Regions from separate parts of the Homo sapiens genome. Here region 1 is linked to region 2. A link is a loop called in an ENCODE intact Hi-C map of the cell type or tissue named here. Cell type or tissue: CD4-positive, alpha-beta T cell. All regions are shown on one strand. Links, peaks and the distances in the headings refer to the core of each region. The heading gives the core; the rest is flanking DNA.

Evidence for each region. A loop is a pair of places that touch in the nucleus more often than their neighbours do. Peaks named below come from ENCODE experiments on the same cell type or tissue, not always from the same donor. Only the 100,000 strongest peaks of a DNase experiment are listed, where the experiment ranks them.
Region 1: a loop joins it to region 2, with 1.9 times the contacts of the local background. A loop is called at or near these places in 3 of 110 quality-filtered maps.

Annotation. Positions count from the first base shown.
Region 1 is chr3:59,510,674-59,519,396 of GRCh38, reverse strand. The region is part of intron 5 of CFAP20DC-DT (CFAP20DC divergent transcript); the gene reads right to left. Among named protein-coding and RNA genes, the nearest start is that of CFAP20DC-DT, 430 kb to the right of the region's middle. In CD4-positive, alpha-beta T cell, for the core only: no CTCF peak of the experiment used is centred there; no DNase peak of the experiment used is centred there.
Region 2 is chr3:59,447,298-59,456,020 of GRCh38, reverse strand. The region is part of intron 5 of CFAP20DC-DT (CFAP20DC divergent transcript); the gene reads right to left. Among named protein-coding and RNA genes, the nearest start is that of CFAP20DC-DT, 360 kb to the right of the region's middle. In CD4-positive, alpha-beta T cell, for the core only: no CTCF peak of the experiment used is centred there; DNase peaks (open chromatin) are centred at 3,470 and 4,480; H3K4me3 peaks cover 354 bases; H3K27ac peaks cover 4,023 bases.

The DNA.
Region 1 (8,723 bases), core at 496-8,495, 63 kb before region 2:
AGGATCAAAGGCTACTTTCCTTACAGCCCTCTCACTCTACCATGGCTCGGATGGAAAGGGAGAGTGCCTTGGATTGGCAGGGCCAAGCAGGGACCAGCCCTTCATTTGCATAGGGCACCAATTCACTTCAGCCTTTAATTAGCCACAGGCCAAATCCTTCATCCAGATAACGGGTAGCTGATAAGAACTTCAAATGGGGTACTTAAAGCCCAGAAAACTTTGGGCCCTCGAGCCGCTTGCTGGGGCCCACTCCCACCCTGTGGAGTGCTTTCTCGCTTTCATAAATTCCTGCTTTCTCTGCTTTGTTCCTCCTTTTCATTTCTCCGCTACGTTGTGCGTTTTGTTCAATTCTTTGTTCAAAACGCCAAGGACTTGGACAGTACGTAGTCAAGACCCTCCACCGATAACACTTCTGCCCTTATGAGGCTCCCTGCTGAACAGAGATGTCTTTATCAAAACATCAAGATGACAAATGGGTGGCAATTCTCAAGAACCCGAAATGCTTGAGTCCTGGCTTAGAACAGCTCCCAGGACACGTGGTGGGTTACCACGGGTGAGGTAGGAGGGGTAAAACTCTGATAGGGTCTTGGTCTCTGTGAAAGCGGCACTGGGCTGGAGGAAAAAAAGTTGCCACAAGGAACACTCTCTGGGAGCCCTTCAAGGCAAGGAGAAATAAAGAAGGCAGGAGCAAAACATAAGTTTTAAATAAATAGTTTTTTAAAGGCCGGCTTATACCAAGGCCTCTGCAGCCTCATTACAGCACATTTAGAGTTTTTCCAAAACACTCTTATAAGATAATTAACCTAATTTGGCGTGTTACAAAGTCATTTGAAATCTCTATTTGGTGAATGAAATAATATATTCACCAGCATGTGTATTTTAGTGATAACTCTGTTTATCAAGGGCCAGAGGAACCCAATCTGCCGGCGAGTGCCTCCGTGTGAACCCAGGGGCTGGTAATTATCTCCTGCCAGCTTCGCCACCTGTAATAAGTTTGTTTGTGATGTGGCCTAGTTTTTAAAATAATACCAGGTTGTCTCTAGAGCCCCCAATCTGAGGATTTACACCTAATACGATAAAAGTTGAAAGGAGGGAAGTATCCCATACTAACCAAAACTGCCATTAAGATACACTTAAATCAAATGTTTTTTAGCTGCTTTAAGTTTTATCTCAAAAAATGCCATTTAGTCTTTTTGTTGCTATTTCAGATGTTTCAGAACTAATCCCATATTAAGAAACAAGCCATTGGGGGCCATCTAGATGCATAAATTTTAATTACACGATTCACTTAATTAATTTTGACAGAGGGTTTCACAACAAAGATCCCAAGCCAGTCTTGCTTCCCCTAGAAAAACATTGCACATGTAATCCTTATTCACAAAACTCTGCTGAGGATGGGGTTTTAAAAGCCAGCATTTTTAACTGCTTTGATTATTAATAGCAACATGACAAATAAGCACACTTCTAGTAATGTCATGAAGTCCCAATCTGTCCAAATTTATGTGAATGTGGCCCAGGATTGCACTACTCTTCATTAGCTTTACTTCTGCTGAGATCTGGAGGTAAACATTTAAGCTAAATATTAATTATTAATCCAATATTTAAGCTCTATATTTAGCTTAAATGTCATGTATTCCAAATGATTAATGAGAAAAGCCATGTATTCCAAAGGAAGTGATAAAGTGAGTCCCAGAAAGAAACTAAGTCTGTTGCCCTACCATGTCTCAGACTCTATGAGTTGCTCCAGGGTGGAGGCCATATCACTGTCATAGGTCCACAATAAATGTTTCTACACCTACATGTCGTTCTTAGTCTCTAGCACCTCAGCCAGGAAATGTTCTTTCATTCCCCATCATTCAATTTCAAGAAGCAGGAAATCCTCATTCATTCTACCACAATTACTCTAGCTAAACAAACAAACCCACTTGCGCTACGAAAGCATTTTACATCTTTCAACCAACTGCTTTGGATTTTTACCATGGGGTCTAGTCGATTCCATTACTCTTTCTGCAAACTCAGTCAGATGTTTGGTGACCTCCTACTGTGATACAGCTGAACAGTTCCTGCCCTTCAAAAGCTGACAATTCTGATAGTTGTACCAAATCTGGCCCTCTTGCAGGGGGACTAGAAAAGCAATTCCTATTTCTAAGTATCCTTTTTCATCCCTTGTGCATGTTCTTAATTTCAAATATGCACAGTGGTTCTCTTACTCTTCGCACAGTGGTGGTATGCCATAAGCTTTGCTATTTGTTGACAAGCCTCACTTGTAACTGCCTCCACAGACATTCCAACTCTAAATCTGGGCCCATGGTGTTTTCCAACCTCCAGTACGTATATAAATTGCACGGGGGTCTCATTTGATTTAGTGCAACTAGGGTGACAGGGCCTGAGATTCTGCATTTCTAGCAAGTTCCCAGATATTACCAATGTGGCTGGTCTGCAGCCCACACTTGGAATAGCAAGGGACAGGTTCATACTGAGCTAAACTTTCCAGTTATTGCTCAAGTAAAGACAACATTTTGCTTCCTCTTTCCCCCTTGAGGTGATCTTTAATTCTAATTTACAATTTTTCCTTAGTATCATACTCTGATTTTGTTAGTGTTCCCCAGTTCTCATAAAAACCAACACCACAACCTAAATTAGTTCCACACAGGAACACGGCCATAAAAGTAGACTCACTTCACCCTTTCACCATTTGTCATTTCAATCACTGAAGACACACAAATTAAAAAGGGAGAAAGAGAGAGAGAAACAATAAAGTACCTTACGTCCCATGTTCCCCTGTTTATCTGAAGGTGTTGATTACCTGAAGTTAATTTTTTTCTTGTAAAGTAATTTATTTTAAATAAAAAAAAGGTCAGGCAGCTATTTCATTTATCACTATTACAAAGGAGTCTAACCCAGTGATGGAGAGAAGGAAGAAGAAATTAATTACAAGTCAGAAGCTGCAATAACACTCTCGGTAATTGTGACAAAAATTTTAAATTAACATTTCTGTCACTGAGAAAGGTTTGATTAATTTTACAATTGGAGATGCTATCACCAGAATATTGGGGGGATCGGAGGACACAGCAGTTTGCAGTTTGCAACACAGATCCGCTTCTTTAAGGCTGAGAATATATCTGCAAGGCACCTTCACACTTTATTAACAGCTCAATCAGTGCCATGCTGGAAATAATTAGCCAGGAAGCCATGGAGTAAATAGATCTGGACTGGCAAACCATGTGAAAAGAAATGTATGGGATGAGCTTCTCTGTAGCCATAACAAAGCAGACCTTGTTTTCTGTGTTATAAAGTACCCCGGGAAGACTGCTGTTGCCTCTGTGATTTTCTCTTTGGGAAATAAAACACCAGCAAGCAGCAGTTAGACTTTTTCATTCACATTTTAAGATGTGATGCTGGGAGGGCTGGGAGTGGATCCAAGGTCTAAACAATAGAAATTAAGAGAAAAGGAAGGGTTTATTAATAACGTATTTAAAACTAGCTTAAAATGTTCTTCTCCTGACAAATTTATCTGTGATCTATGAAGTATACTGGTCCCTAGTGAAAACAACATTAAACACTTAGTTTAGGGCTTATGATGTTCCCGGCACATAAATTCTAAGGGGTTTATTTGCATGAATTCATTCAAGCCTCATAACGACCCTTTACAGTAAATTCTATAATTATCCTCACTCTGGATGTAGTGCTGTGGCACAGGGAGGCTAAGAAACTTACCTAACATTGTGGACCTAGAAAGTGAGGAACAGAGCCAGAACATGCAAGCTGGCCGCAAAACCTGCAATGTTAATTGGGGAGCAGCAAACTACATCCCATGAGCCAAATGCAGCTCCTCACCCATTTCAGTAAAAAGTTCTGTAGAAACACAGCCATACTTATTTATTTACATATTGTGCATGATTATTTTTCACTACAATGACAGTTGGGTAGTTGCAACAGGGAGTATCACTCGTAAAGCAAAAAACGTTTATTATCTGCCTTTTACAGAACCAACTTACCAACCCCTGCTGTTAACCACGATGCCACATTGCTTCTTAGATCATTTCTGCATTAACTCACAGCATCTAAGAGAAACCCAACAGTGATAGACACTCTGGGACACTGAAAAGTCGAGTGTCGGGGGAAATGTGAAACTAAAGGGATGGAAAACTTACTTGCAAATCCTATTTGCTAACTTTTTAATTTATTGTAGGCCCCCAACAGTGTTACATTATATTCTAATGTAAAATCTGTCTTTCAACTTGTGGAGGGAAGCTGGAAAGAAATACATTTTCTTTGTACGTAACCCCTATAGTCAAGGAGATGGTGGTTTCTAGCATAGATCACCGAGACACTCATCAGGGAAGTGGACCTAGGAGAACAGTATTTGTTTCTCTCTGCTGAGATCAAATGGAACTGCATGGCAAATTATAGCTTGAGATTACTGCTCAGATTTATATCTTTTGGGTCTTTAGAGAAAGTTTGAGAACACATGGGTACTTTCCAATTCCCATAGGATGAAAAAAGAAATATAATCCAACTTGGGAAAGTATATCTCCTTCAAGAGTCTGGGATATTTAACTGTATAGGTGGAGAGACAAACATGGTACAATTAGGAAGAGAGAGAAGGCTAGAAATATAGTAAGAATGGAGAGGATTTTTTTAAAAATAGTGTAAGAGAAATGATAATTAACAATTATTCATGTTTCACATTAATATGTATTAACTGGCACTTAGTAGAGGCCCCTGTCCTGAAACAGAAGCCTTACATGGTGTGAGTTAGGACAATATGAGGGTGAATCAGCTGGGAATGAAGGCTTAAGCACTCTGGGAACATTTATAAAAATCATTCACCTATATAATCGGAGGAGAGAAGTCACACATTAAAAAGCAGAAATAAAGGTAGAAATTAAGAAATACTCTCAAAATCAAAAGAAAAAAAACCCAAGGGAATATGAACTATTTAAAAGTCATAGTAACTAAAACGATTGCATTGACCTAAAAGTAGGTAGGCAGAAAAAAATAGAAAATGAATTAAATCTTAAAATATGTACATAATATAGACAAAGGAGGCATGTAAATCAGTGAAAAAGAAATTTCATAAATGGCCCTTAGATCCCTCCTGACAAATAAGTTTTATATATATAAGTTTCTTATATATCCAAATAAGTTTTAGGGGAATTAACAGGTTTTAATAAATTAGATCTTAAAAGAACTAAAAGAGTATAGGAGCATATTTACTCACTCTTAGGATGAAAGAATCAAAAAGAAAGAGATTCTGGAAAAGATTTTTAAAATATTTGGCATCATAAAAATGAAATGAAAACCTTATTGTTAAATACCAAAGTCAGACAAAAAGCCTGTGAACAATTTACTGTGTGAATTAAGAGTTTAAAATGAAAAGATACTTTAATTACAATGGACAATACAAAAAAACAACAGTAATCAATAAAAATAATAAGGGGAAACACACAAAAATTCAGTGAGCCTAAGAGTAAAACACTTGAAAATCCCTACCTATCAAAACAATGAAACTTTTGTAACAATTAGACACCATTTTGACCTAACAAATCACTAAAGATTAGAATCCATCACCTCCTCCATCTGCAGTGCACAGGGTTTAATCCAATGGTATCCTCAAACAATTGTCGATGATTCAAGCCCATAAAACTTTAAAAGGCCTGATTAACCCAGCAATTCCACTTTGAAAATTTTATCCTGGGGGAAAAAATCACAGATGTGCAAAAAGAATTGAATGAAAGGATAGTCTCTATATAATAGACAAATGTTAGAAGGGGAAAAAAGCTCTCTAAACTTCTAACAAAAGGGCATGGTTCTATAGGATAAGGCACATCAATACAATAGAATAACGTGCAGCTCTAAAACTCCTGTTGTAAAAGATATAAAGGTGGGGAAAATGTTCCAGATATACTGTTGAGTGAAAAGTAATTACAGCACAGTGTGTGCAATAAGATCCCTGATTCAGAAAAAAAGAAAAAAAAATCATATGGAAAATATTTGTTATAGAAAAATGAAAGGAGGAATAGTGCTTTTCTTCTTCTTTGTGCTTTCTTGTATTTTCTAAGCTTTTCTTCGGGGGGTCAGAAATAACTTTGTAATTAGTGTTGATAAATGTGTTTGATGTTCACTGCGAAAGAGAACTTGGAAACAAGGCAAAGTTGATCAAACTCTCCCAGAGACTCAGTGGAGGTGGGGGTAGCAAGAGGGTTCTGGACAGCTGGACAGAGAATCAACCCAGCAATAAGAGACTGGTTAGTTATTTGGTCATATGCTAGCCCACTTAGAGTTAGAACCACTGTGGGACTCTTCTGTAGTACGGTGTTGCCTGGGAACCATCCCTCCTAAATTTCAGCACACGGCAGAGGCCATGCCAAATGATCTTGGAACCCTCGGTCCACCTGCTCCAGAGCCCGGGATCACAGTGCTGTAAATGAGTCTCTGTGACTAAAAAAAAAGCCAACTGACATTCCAAGACAGAAAGCATTTCATAGCGAGCATGTACAATGATTTTTTCCTTCAGAAACCACCAAAAGTAAAGACTCCATTAGAAGTGTTGTCACCCAATCCGATTCTCTCTCCCCTTTCTAAAAGCCGCAAGAAATGTTAAAAGGCAATATGATAGAAAGCTTTTAGTTTGAATCCATATACACGTGGCTTCTCTGATGGGAAGTGAGTTCTACCTTTGAAGGTGCGGGCTTCATGCAGAGAAGAGCTCAACTGATGCTCCGCCGCCACCACTCTGCATAGTCCAACCTTCTCTTTCTGCTTTCCCAGGAAGGAGGAGAGAACACCAGGGTGTTAGGTAATGAGTAATCTGGGCTCATCTGCAGAATTATGCTAATAGGGTCCATCCCCAAACAGTGCTGGCACCTGGCACAGCGCCTGACATAAACATGGAACAGATACTCCATAAATATGCTTGAATTAACAGAGAATTCCATGAAATCCACACTTCCTGGGAGACAACTTGGATTATGCTCTTTCTTAAATTCTCTTTCTATATATTTAACTGGCCAATAGGAGAGTATCTTCAATTTTACTCATTTTTATCTTTCTGAGATCATTCTGTGAGGTTTGGCTTTCTAGACATGAAACACTACTCAACTACTCGTCACCACCAACCTTCAACTTCCAGTGCTACAAGTTGTTCGCTGGGTTCTGCATGTTCACAGGAAGGGCATATTGCACTCACCCAGCCCATCCTTCCTAGCTGTACAAATCACAATGTGTCCGGAATTTATTCCTTCCGGTGGGTTCTTGGTCTTGGTGACTTCAAGAATGAAGCCCTGGACCTTCGCAGTGAGCGTTACAGCTCTTAAAGATGGTGTGTCCAGAGTTTGATCCTTCAGATGTTCAGATGTGTCCTGAGTTTCTTTCTTCCGGTGTGTTCGTGGTCTTGTTGACTTCAGGAGTGAAGCCGGAGACCTTCGCAGTGAGTGTTACAGCTCTTAAAGGTGGCGCGTCTGGAGTTGTTTGTTCCTCCCCGTGGGTTCGTGGTCTCACTGACTTCAGGAGTGAAGCCACAGACCTCCACAGCGAGTGTTATAGCTCATAAAGGTAGTGCGGACCCATAGAGTGAGCAGCAGTAAGATTTATTGTGAAGAGCAAAAGAACAAAGCTTCCACAGCGTGGAAGGGGACCTCAGAAGGTTGCCACTGCTGGCTCAGGTGGCCAGATTTTATTCCCTTATTTGGCCCCGCCCAGATCCTGCTGATTGGTCCATCTTACAGAATGCTGATCTGTCCATTTTACAGAGTGCTGATTGGTGCGTTTTTACAGAGTGCTGATTGGTGCATTTACAAACCTTTAGCTAGACACAGAGTGCTGATTGGTGCGTTTGCAAACCTTTAGCTAGACAGACAGCACTGATTGGTGCGTTTTTACAGAGTGCTGACTGGTGTGTTTACAAATCTTTAGCTAGACACAGAGTGCTCGTTGGTGCATTTACAATCCTCTAGCTAGATAGAAAAGTTCTCCAGGTCCCCACTCAACATAGGAAGTCCAGCTGGCTTCACCTCTCAACAAGATGAACCAGAGAGCAGGGTGAATTATTAGCTGATTTGAGATAAGGTTTCAAGTTTTCCTCCTCCCAGGCTAGCCTCTGTCAGAGCAACCTTTCACTCAGCCAGTCTTCTGACAGGCACTGCAGGAGGAAGAAGATAAAACTCACACTTGCATGTAAGGAACTATACATTGTGACTTCTTTCCATGTTGAGTTTCTTCCCTACTGTCAGGTCACAGCCATGCATCCCCAAATAATCAGTTTATGTAATTAATGCAAGTCATCTAAATAGGGGAAATAGAACAGTATGGTAGTTTTGATCTGTGTGGATGTGATTGGAGCAAATCAGCTGGTCTGTGTTTTCAATATATACATTTCTGCCCCCTCCCACTCCCACCAACACCCTCAGTGATTCTGATTCAGTCAGACCGGGATGCGTTCCATGAATCTGTGCTTTTCACTTGCTCCCCAGGTGATTGAGGAAGACGGCTTGAGAAATGTCTTATCTCACTATGAGCTCCAAAGATACTGGCAGCCTCTTATGTATTTATCCACAACATTTAGCCCCATGCTTATCATGGAGAAGTTGCTTCATAAATATTTGCTGAATTCATGTTTACTAGGGATGTTTGTTCCCCCTTAATAAACCACAAAGACAGTCTACTCATTGGGAAGGAATTTGGGATAAATATTTGAAATCAATGTGTTACTGCTTTACCAC
Region 2 (8,723 bases), core at 512-8,511:
AAGGAACAGCTCATGGGCGGGGGTCAAGCAATGGTAGGTGGTACAATGGGCATCTACCCATTCAGCTTCTGGGAACTATTTTCCACTTTGAACCGTTGGTAAAGTTAGTTGAGTGGGTACATTTAAAGACCCCCTTTAAAAGGAAGAACTGTCTCATGGACTCCCAATGTCAGCTAATTTTACAGAGACCTAGATAATATAAAAATATAATGATATTATCTGCTGTTATATCATCACAAAGAACACAAATTAGAAATTAGCAAACCTACCAAACCAATGTAATTAACATTAATTAATGAAACATGATGTTTTGTTAAATGAAATAGCCACTCGCACTGTGAATGCCTACTACTTGTCTGTTCTAGTGAGTTTGGCATGTTCAAACCAACTCTCTGTTTACAAAATCCTATGGAGTCATTTGCCTTCGTTTGGCTTAAAAACATAGTCTACTTGTGTTTCTTTTTATATTGATACTGGTTGCCCGCTACCGGCTCTGGGGCAAGAGATGTCTCACAAACACCGAGACTCCAGAGAAGACATAGATGAAAGAGACTCCAAGACCTCATCTTCTGAATGACCTTCTGAGTGAGGAAGCCTAGCCCTTGTAAGGGCAGAGTCATAGCTATGGGCCCACCGGCTTCACAGACAGTCATGAAACTTTTTATATGGAGGTCACCAAAGGGAGAATAGCAGTTTTCACAGTTCTGCCTTTTGAGACAAAAAGAACAGCCTTCCTGCCTGTTCAGAGGGAAACTGCTGCATAAAAGGGTTCAAGCCTGGTCAGAACACCTGCTAGGTTCTTGTATGCTCAGCTAGGAGGCCAACCAGACCTGTACCGCCCAAAACATTGGCTAGTGAGCGCTTCAGAATGGGGCTGGCCTGAATTGAGAAAGGCTTTAAGTGTAAAATATACACTGAGTTTCAAAGACTTAGTATGATAAAAAGAATGTAAAAGTCTTAGGAATAATTTTCCTATGGATTATATACTGAAATAACATTTTTAGATATATTGGTGTAGTAAAATACTGTATGTTATAAAAACTTTACCTGTTTATTTGTACAGTTTTTAATGTGGCTGCTAAAAAGACTTAAAGTTCTTTTTATACATATATATATATCGCTTGTATTCTGTTTCTACTGGACAGTGCCCTGGGCATTACTTGATTCCTCTCTTTCTGATCCATCAGTGAATCCCAAGGTTCTCCAGAGAAACAGAACCAACAGGATGTATGTGCATACAGAGGGGCAGGGGGAGATGGGACAGGGAGAGGAGAAAGAGAACGAGAGAGAGATAATTTAATTAATTGGTTCATGCAATTCTAAAGGTGCAAGGCAGGTTAGGCCAGCAGGCTGGAGCCCCAGGATAGAGTTGTAGCTCAAATCCAAAGGCAGTTTGCTGGCAGAATTTCTTTTTGCTCAGAGGAGGTCGGTCAGTTTTTGCTCTAATAAGGAAACCAACTGATTGGATGACACCCACCCACGTTATGGAGGATAATCTACTTTGCTTAAAGCCTACCCATTTAAAAATAAATCTCATCCAAAAAACCACTTTCACAGAATCATCTCAGATAATGGATGGCCAAATATCTTGGCACTGTGGCCCACCCAAGTTAACATGAAATTAACCATCATAGTTCTACTGTTAAATCCTGAGCTCTGCCATTTCCTTCCCTTCTCACTGTGGCCACCTTAGTCTAAGCCAGGATTTCTTACACCTGGACAAGTGTAAGAGTCTTCCAAATGACTCCCGAAGTCTGTTTTTACAGAGCTAGCAGTATGGTCATCTCAAAGACTTCACATCATGCCTCTCTTGCTCAAACTCCGTTAAGGGTTTCCCATTGCTGTTGGTATGAATGCCAAACTTTTTGCCTTGGGATCCCACATGTTCCGGCCTCTGTCTATCTCTCTTCTGCCCTGAGTTCACAAGCCCTTCCTCTTCAAGATTTAACTGTATTGCCACTCTCTTGGCTTCTCAAAACAAAACAACAAAACAAGCTGGTTCTATTTCAAGGCCTTTGCATGAGTAGTTCCCTCTGTCTAGAAATCTTTTCTCCCTCATATTCACATGATGGCTTCTTCTTGTTGTAAAGATCATTTAAATGTCACCGCCTCAGAAAGGCTATCCTTGACCACCCAATTAAAGCAGGCAAACTCAGTCATACCCTTGGGATATATTTTCTTTGTTGCACATATCAGTCTTTAAAATTATTTTATGTATTCACTTTTTTGCCATATTTTTCCCACCCAAGAATGTGAATCTTATCAGACCAAGGCCTTGATAGAATAGTTTGTTGATAGTGCTATAGTCCTAGCACCTAATATATAGTAGGACATCTGTATATATGTGTTCAATGAAGAATGTTATCTTAGGTAGAATTAGTGTTACTTCATCCTGTACACTGGAGGAGGGCTGGAAATTTACCTCTGTGGTTGGAAAGTACAATGCACATCTCTTCTTATCTAGTCAAAGGTAAATTGCCTTATAAAGGTCATTCAAACCTTTTCCTGTTGGAAGCATGTGATATTTGTTTATTTTCAGAGCCAAGATAAGACTAGGTGGCAGGGGCTATCTTTAAATAAATGAATCATAATTAAGGCTGGAGTCTTTTTAAAAAGAGACCAGATCCTGCCTTCTTTTATTAACCAAACATAAGGCTCTCCCCTGGGATGTGATGGTGGTCATGGGACAATTACACACTTTATCAGCAATTCTTCAAGAGCATGCTCCTGAACTTCCCCAAAAATTGCACATAAGGTACTCCCTCCTATTTTTAGATTACCCAGTTAATCTGAACATGGGTAAAAAGGTGATTAATAATTTAAGATTTCAAATATGTTATATTTTATATTGGTATACTGGGAGTCAGTGAAAATGTGGACAATATAGATCGTCTTACAGACTCCATTTTACTTACAAGTTTTATGTGTTTGAAGGGTAACTAAACAATTTTAATATAAATATTAAAGGAAACATGGATAAATGAAAAGTTTGCCCGAATTTTTTTTTAGCTAAACCTTGACCCTTCCAAACCATTTTTGCATTTGACAAACTGCCTATTGCTAGTCCCCATACTGTCAAGTCCTTGCCAGTATGTGTTTATCCTCTTCAGCTACAGGGGATTAGATGGGAATATTTTAGAATCATTAATGCAGTGATTCAGCCGAACCATGGCTGTTATCTCACCAGCAAGCCATATAGCCTTCCAATGTGGGAATGAGGTTGAAAAGTCTGACAAAAGCAGTGTGGTTCATTTCTGAAATGGCAAATTAATTCTATTTCCAGGGCAGACATGAGAAATAAATATCTCTATTTGCCACTCTAGAAAGATTTCATATTTAGGTCACTAAAATACATAAGTTCTAGATCTACCTCCACCCCACCCCTGTTTAAAAACTCCCACAAACACAAATCACAAAAATATATAAAACAAATAATAAGGTCATCAAAAAGCAAACTGATGTGGTTGTCAGGGGCTCCCTGGCAACCAGGGGAAATAAGGACTTACGTAATGGATACAGAGCTTTAGTTTTACATGATGAAGAGTTCAGGTGGTTGGGTACACAACAATGCAAACATACTTAACACCCCTGAACTGTACACTTAGAAATGGTAAATTTTATGTTATATATATTTTACCATGATTTTTTCAAAATCATATTGAGATATCAAAACTCAAAGTCTTGCAGTTTTGGTCTTTAAAGAAGCTGCACATAGAAGCTTCTGGGCCCCAGGAAAACACGTTACATGATATCATGTGTCAGTTGGCCAGGATGCCTTAGACCAATGAGAACCTTCACCAAAGGGGCAGGCATTTTGGCTTTTAACCATCTATTGCCTGCCTGGCTTGGAAGCATCTGGTCTAGGCATGATCAGATCCTGCCTCTTTCCACTGATTTCCACCCTTTGGAATCTAAGGCCTATCCTCCTCCCACACACTCTTTCACGGATTAACTCTGAGTAGTGATGGCTACACAGTGGAGCTCATTACCTGGTAGGGCTGTGCGAGAAGCTGGCATGCACCCGTTCAGGGGTCCTCACCAATTCTGGGAAGTGGGTACTGTTCTTCCTCCCATTTTATGACTAAGAACACTGAGCCTTTGTAATGACACATTGATCTACATATGCCTACATTTTCCTCTTTCCAGGGAGAGTCACAAATAAAGGAATGAGAAAGCAACGGAATCTCTTCTCCCTGCCCGTTCACCTCCAGTCTTCTGGGTTTGTGGAGCATGCCCAGAAATCCCAGCAATTATTTCATCCACTTCACTATAAGCAACATTTTCCTGCATGAAATGCACTCCATCTGGGCTCAAACAGAGATTTATAAAAGCAACCTTTTTTGTCTTCACACAAAAGAAAGGCTAAGAGTGAAACTGTGGTGAGGTTTTGGTGCTCAACAGAAGGCTTTGGGAGGAGTCGAGTGCAGTTAGATATAAATAACATCGTTTAAGCCAGGATGTGGCTTGGTGACAGCTAACTCTGACTCTGGTCGCTTTGCCAGAACAGCTTTCAGCTGTTTCACGTGATTTCACAAACCCTTGAACTGCAGAGTTATTTCACACCTGCAGAGGTAATGAATGCCTTTTGAGAACATTTGCAAAGTTGGTTGGCAAAAGTCAAAGAAACCAGTGGAACACAAGCTCTCCAGAGGCCTTTTTCCTGTTCCACACGTGCTGTGCCTCAGTGAGTAGAGGGAGGCCGTCAAATGGAGTGACTACAAGTTCACAAATAAATTGTCTTCTTTACCAGTGAGTCAGTGTACCTCAATCTCATCAGAATAGAAAAACAAAAATGAAAGAACCTCAGATTTCATGGTAGTGGCAAGATACAGGGCTGAATGTCCTGCCTGCAGATGTGGGGCCCCTGTTCATAGACTGCCATGTCATCTAGCACATAAGCAAACAATGTACAAATGCCTGTGTATACTTGTTACAATTCATGCCAGGAATTTACCTCCTGGGTATGTGAAGTGTCTGTGTTTCAGGGAGTGGAGATTTCTGATCTCTCCCTCTCCTGCTACTTCCCATTCATCTTTTAACTCAGAAGCTGTAACTCTCCAGATACAGAGATGCCAGTATCCCACTTTGCATATTCCGAGAAAAAGAGCAGCCCAGACATAATTCAGAAATTCATAATCAGCATGGCCACAAATAAAATTTTAAAAGTCATTTCTTGTGAACATTTCATGGTGGTGGATTCCTCCGCATATAAAAGGACTATGTCCCATAGGAATTTATTAGTAGTCTAAGAAGGATTCTATGAATAAATTATACAAACTGTGGAAAATGTGTCAAAAAGGATAGAACTATTTGCTCAAAAATTCTGGTAAATAGACTTAAACCATGCGCATTACGTGGGGATTACCCATTCAGAGAGAATTTATTTATTCAGAAAATGTTTATTGCTAGGCACACCCAGTATAGACAGGTGAACACCACAGTTTTGGTTCCTGCCTCATGGAGTTTACCGTCTAGTTGGAGAGGTGGTTGGTGAACAGACGAACAAATATAAAAACAAACATGGACAGTGCTGAGATACAGCAGAGTGATGACAAGAGATTCAGAGCCCTTTCTTGTACTGAAACATGCAAATTTTCTCATTGATTGCTTGTTAATGTTTTATAGGACTCTTTAGGGTACAGCAGGGGGCCTCAAGTATCTTGAGAATAATAGTCATTGTTCTAAGTGGCAGTGAATAGAGAATTCCAGGGAATATGTGATTAGATACTTACAATGTCAAATCAACCTAACCAAATACCTTCCATAGAAGTGTCTGGAGAGGCAGGTGAGATAGCATAAAAAGTGAGCTTGGGTGGCAAGTAGACCTGGATCTGGATTCCACCTGCACTATTCATCCGTTGGGTGACCTTGGGCAAAGAACTTGAACTCTCTAGGCCTCAGGGTCTTAGGGTGTTAAAGGGGAAAACTGTACCTACATCAGATGGTTCTTGTCAGAAAGAGCTAATAAGTCATATACTATCTGTTCAATTCTGCTCACACAAAGTAGATGTTTAAAGAGGCAGCTGTGATTTTTATTGAGGAAATTCAGTCTCTCCCTCTTACAAAGGGGCAGCACAAAGTATAGCCATGGGCTTCCATGAAGACAGGCTCTTTCTGGAAAGCCAGAATAGGGACTCTTCTTGTCCTCTCCACCCTCCTCCCCTTGAAATGAAGGTATATCTAGTCACCCAAGATGAAAGACCCAAAGCAATCCCACCAACTAATACTTTTCTGCCCTCTGGTAATTTTAAAAATAGTAGTTACTTCTACAATGTCCCCTGGGTTATAAATTACCTGCCTTTGATCAAGATAAAAAGATGAGTCACATTAATGTGCCTGCTGGAAATTGTCTTAAGGCAGGAATGATAGCCTATTTTTAATAAAGCTTACAACAACCACCATCCCTAAATTGGGTCTGTGGTGTTATGCACACACAATGGACTCAATGCAGTAAACATCTGTTGAGAACCTACATAATCCTCTGTGTTTCTAGACAAGAAAATGTTTCAAGAACAGAATCTTAGTAGAGCGTACATATGAGTTTCTGGGGTGGACTTGTCCTCAGGCTGTGGCAGTCCCTGTTTGCTCGGAACCCCTTCCAGCTCCTTCCACAGCTCCTCCTCTGGTGTGTTTACTGTGTATTTTCCTTCCAGCTTGTTTACAATCACAGCCCTGGCACCTGGAAGATTTTCCGTGTGAGTTGAACCTAGATGGTCCCAAGCAAATACGAATCTTGCCTGTATTTAGAGATCCAATGTCTAGACTTCCATAAGCTGATAGCCACTCCCCTCACAACCACCACTGATACATACTGAGCACTTATTTTGTGATGGGCACCATTACAAACCTTTGTAGGCAGTATTTTGACTCCTCACAAACCTCTGAGAAAAGTATATGGAGAGAACAAACCCATTTTACAGCTAAGGAAATTAAGGCTCAGAAGTGCTGTGTTTGCTGAAAGTGAATGATCAGAGCTGTGAGTACAGCCTGACTTGCCTTTTAACCATTCTCCTCTACTGCCCCTCACGGAGGCCATCTCCCAGGGAAGGATGTTCTTAACAACTAGGGCACTTTCATCACAAACTGTAAACCAGTGGCTGCTATACAATTATGTGTGTGTGCAAGTAAATTATTGATGGGGACTCTCGAGCTCATACCTCTCTTGAAAAGGGTGTAGTCTCAAAGGGTTTCTATAGTTTTCTTCAGGTAGTAAGCTCCCTGGGCCTAGGAATCAGGTTATTTCGTGTATCACTATCTATTCAGCACCTAGCATGCACCCAGTACTTTGTAGGTTTAATCATTATGTGTTAAATGAATAAATGAATGCGTGGGGCTTTGGTATAATCCAAGAGAAAAGTCACGATTATAAAACAAGCTAGAACAGGATGACCTCCACAGAGTAAGGGCCATGGGGTGTCAGAGATGGATTAAAGAGGCCAAAGGTCACTGGGCACAGTGGCTCATGCCTGTAATCCCAGCACTTTGGGAGGCCAAGGGGGGCGGATCACAAGGTCAGGAGATCGAGACCATCCTGGCCACCGTGGTGAAACCTCGTCTCTACTAAAAATACAAGAAAATTAGCCAGGTGTGGTGGCACGCACCTGTAGTCCCAGCTACTTGGGAGGCTGAGGCAGGGGAATCACTCAAACCCAGGAGGCTGTAGTTGCAGTGACCCAAGATTGTGCCATTGCACTCCTGGCAACAGAGCAAGACTCCATCTCAAAAAGAAAGAGGCCAAAGGTCTATGTGCAAGGTTCCAAGGTGAGGCTCAGCCAGGGGCCTGGGCAAGTCTGACCCTCTGCCACCCTGCACCCCATGGGAGACATGGAGGGAATGATACCCAGAGTTTGGGGGAGGTCAAGACAATATTAAGAGTGCCAAGCATATTAGTGTTGGCTTCAGGGAGAAGGCAACATCAGAACCGTGACCAGATTTAATGAGGAGATGGAGGAGGTATTCTTTCTAAGCAGAATAAATGGTCTAAATACAGACGAAAGTTGGGAAATTACGGGGCAAGAACAGGAAATAGCATGGTTATTTGTCGGTAAGCAAGAGTGTGTGGAAGGAAATAGGATGGGAAAGTTGAGTGGCACTCCAGTCCAGCTTGAATCCTACACAAAGAATGGTGGGGTTTATTCCATAGAAAGATATTCTCCAGATTGGGGAACACACGTGTTACTCACTGGTGTACATGCATGGTGCAAGGTGGTACAGAGACCGCCTACCTATCAATTCCCCTTCAATCTTTGATGAAGCCAAGGAGAAAGTCTCAGTTGATGTGGGTCTATCTATAACAACTAATCCATGATAATTATACTAGTCAGGGTCTCCACAGGAGAGGTATGACCTATCAAAGCAGGATAATCCAAGTGGGTGTCATAAAGGGACAATCAGCTAAGTATGGGTACAGGGGAACCACAAGGGCAACACACTGACCCAGGGCTTGTAAAGGGAGAGCTGTCACCATTTCCAGGCTTGAAGGGACAAGGGGAGGGTTTAAGAACAAGCCATGTTAAAATGGGCAGCAATCTTTTGTCAGGGGATACTGCCAGGCTGTGGTGACCCTGCAGGGAGAGAGGCAGGGAACAAAGCCCTGGACCCATCGTTCCCTCCTTCCTAGACTCTGCTGGGCTGCCATAGGCTGAGGCCAGCTGGAAACCAGAAAGTAAGGGAACTCACTGACCTGTCCTCGGGCTCAGCCTCCTGGGCAGACAACAAGAAGA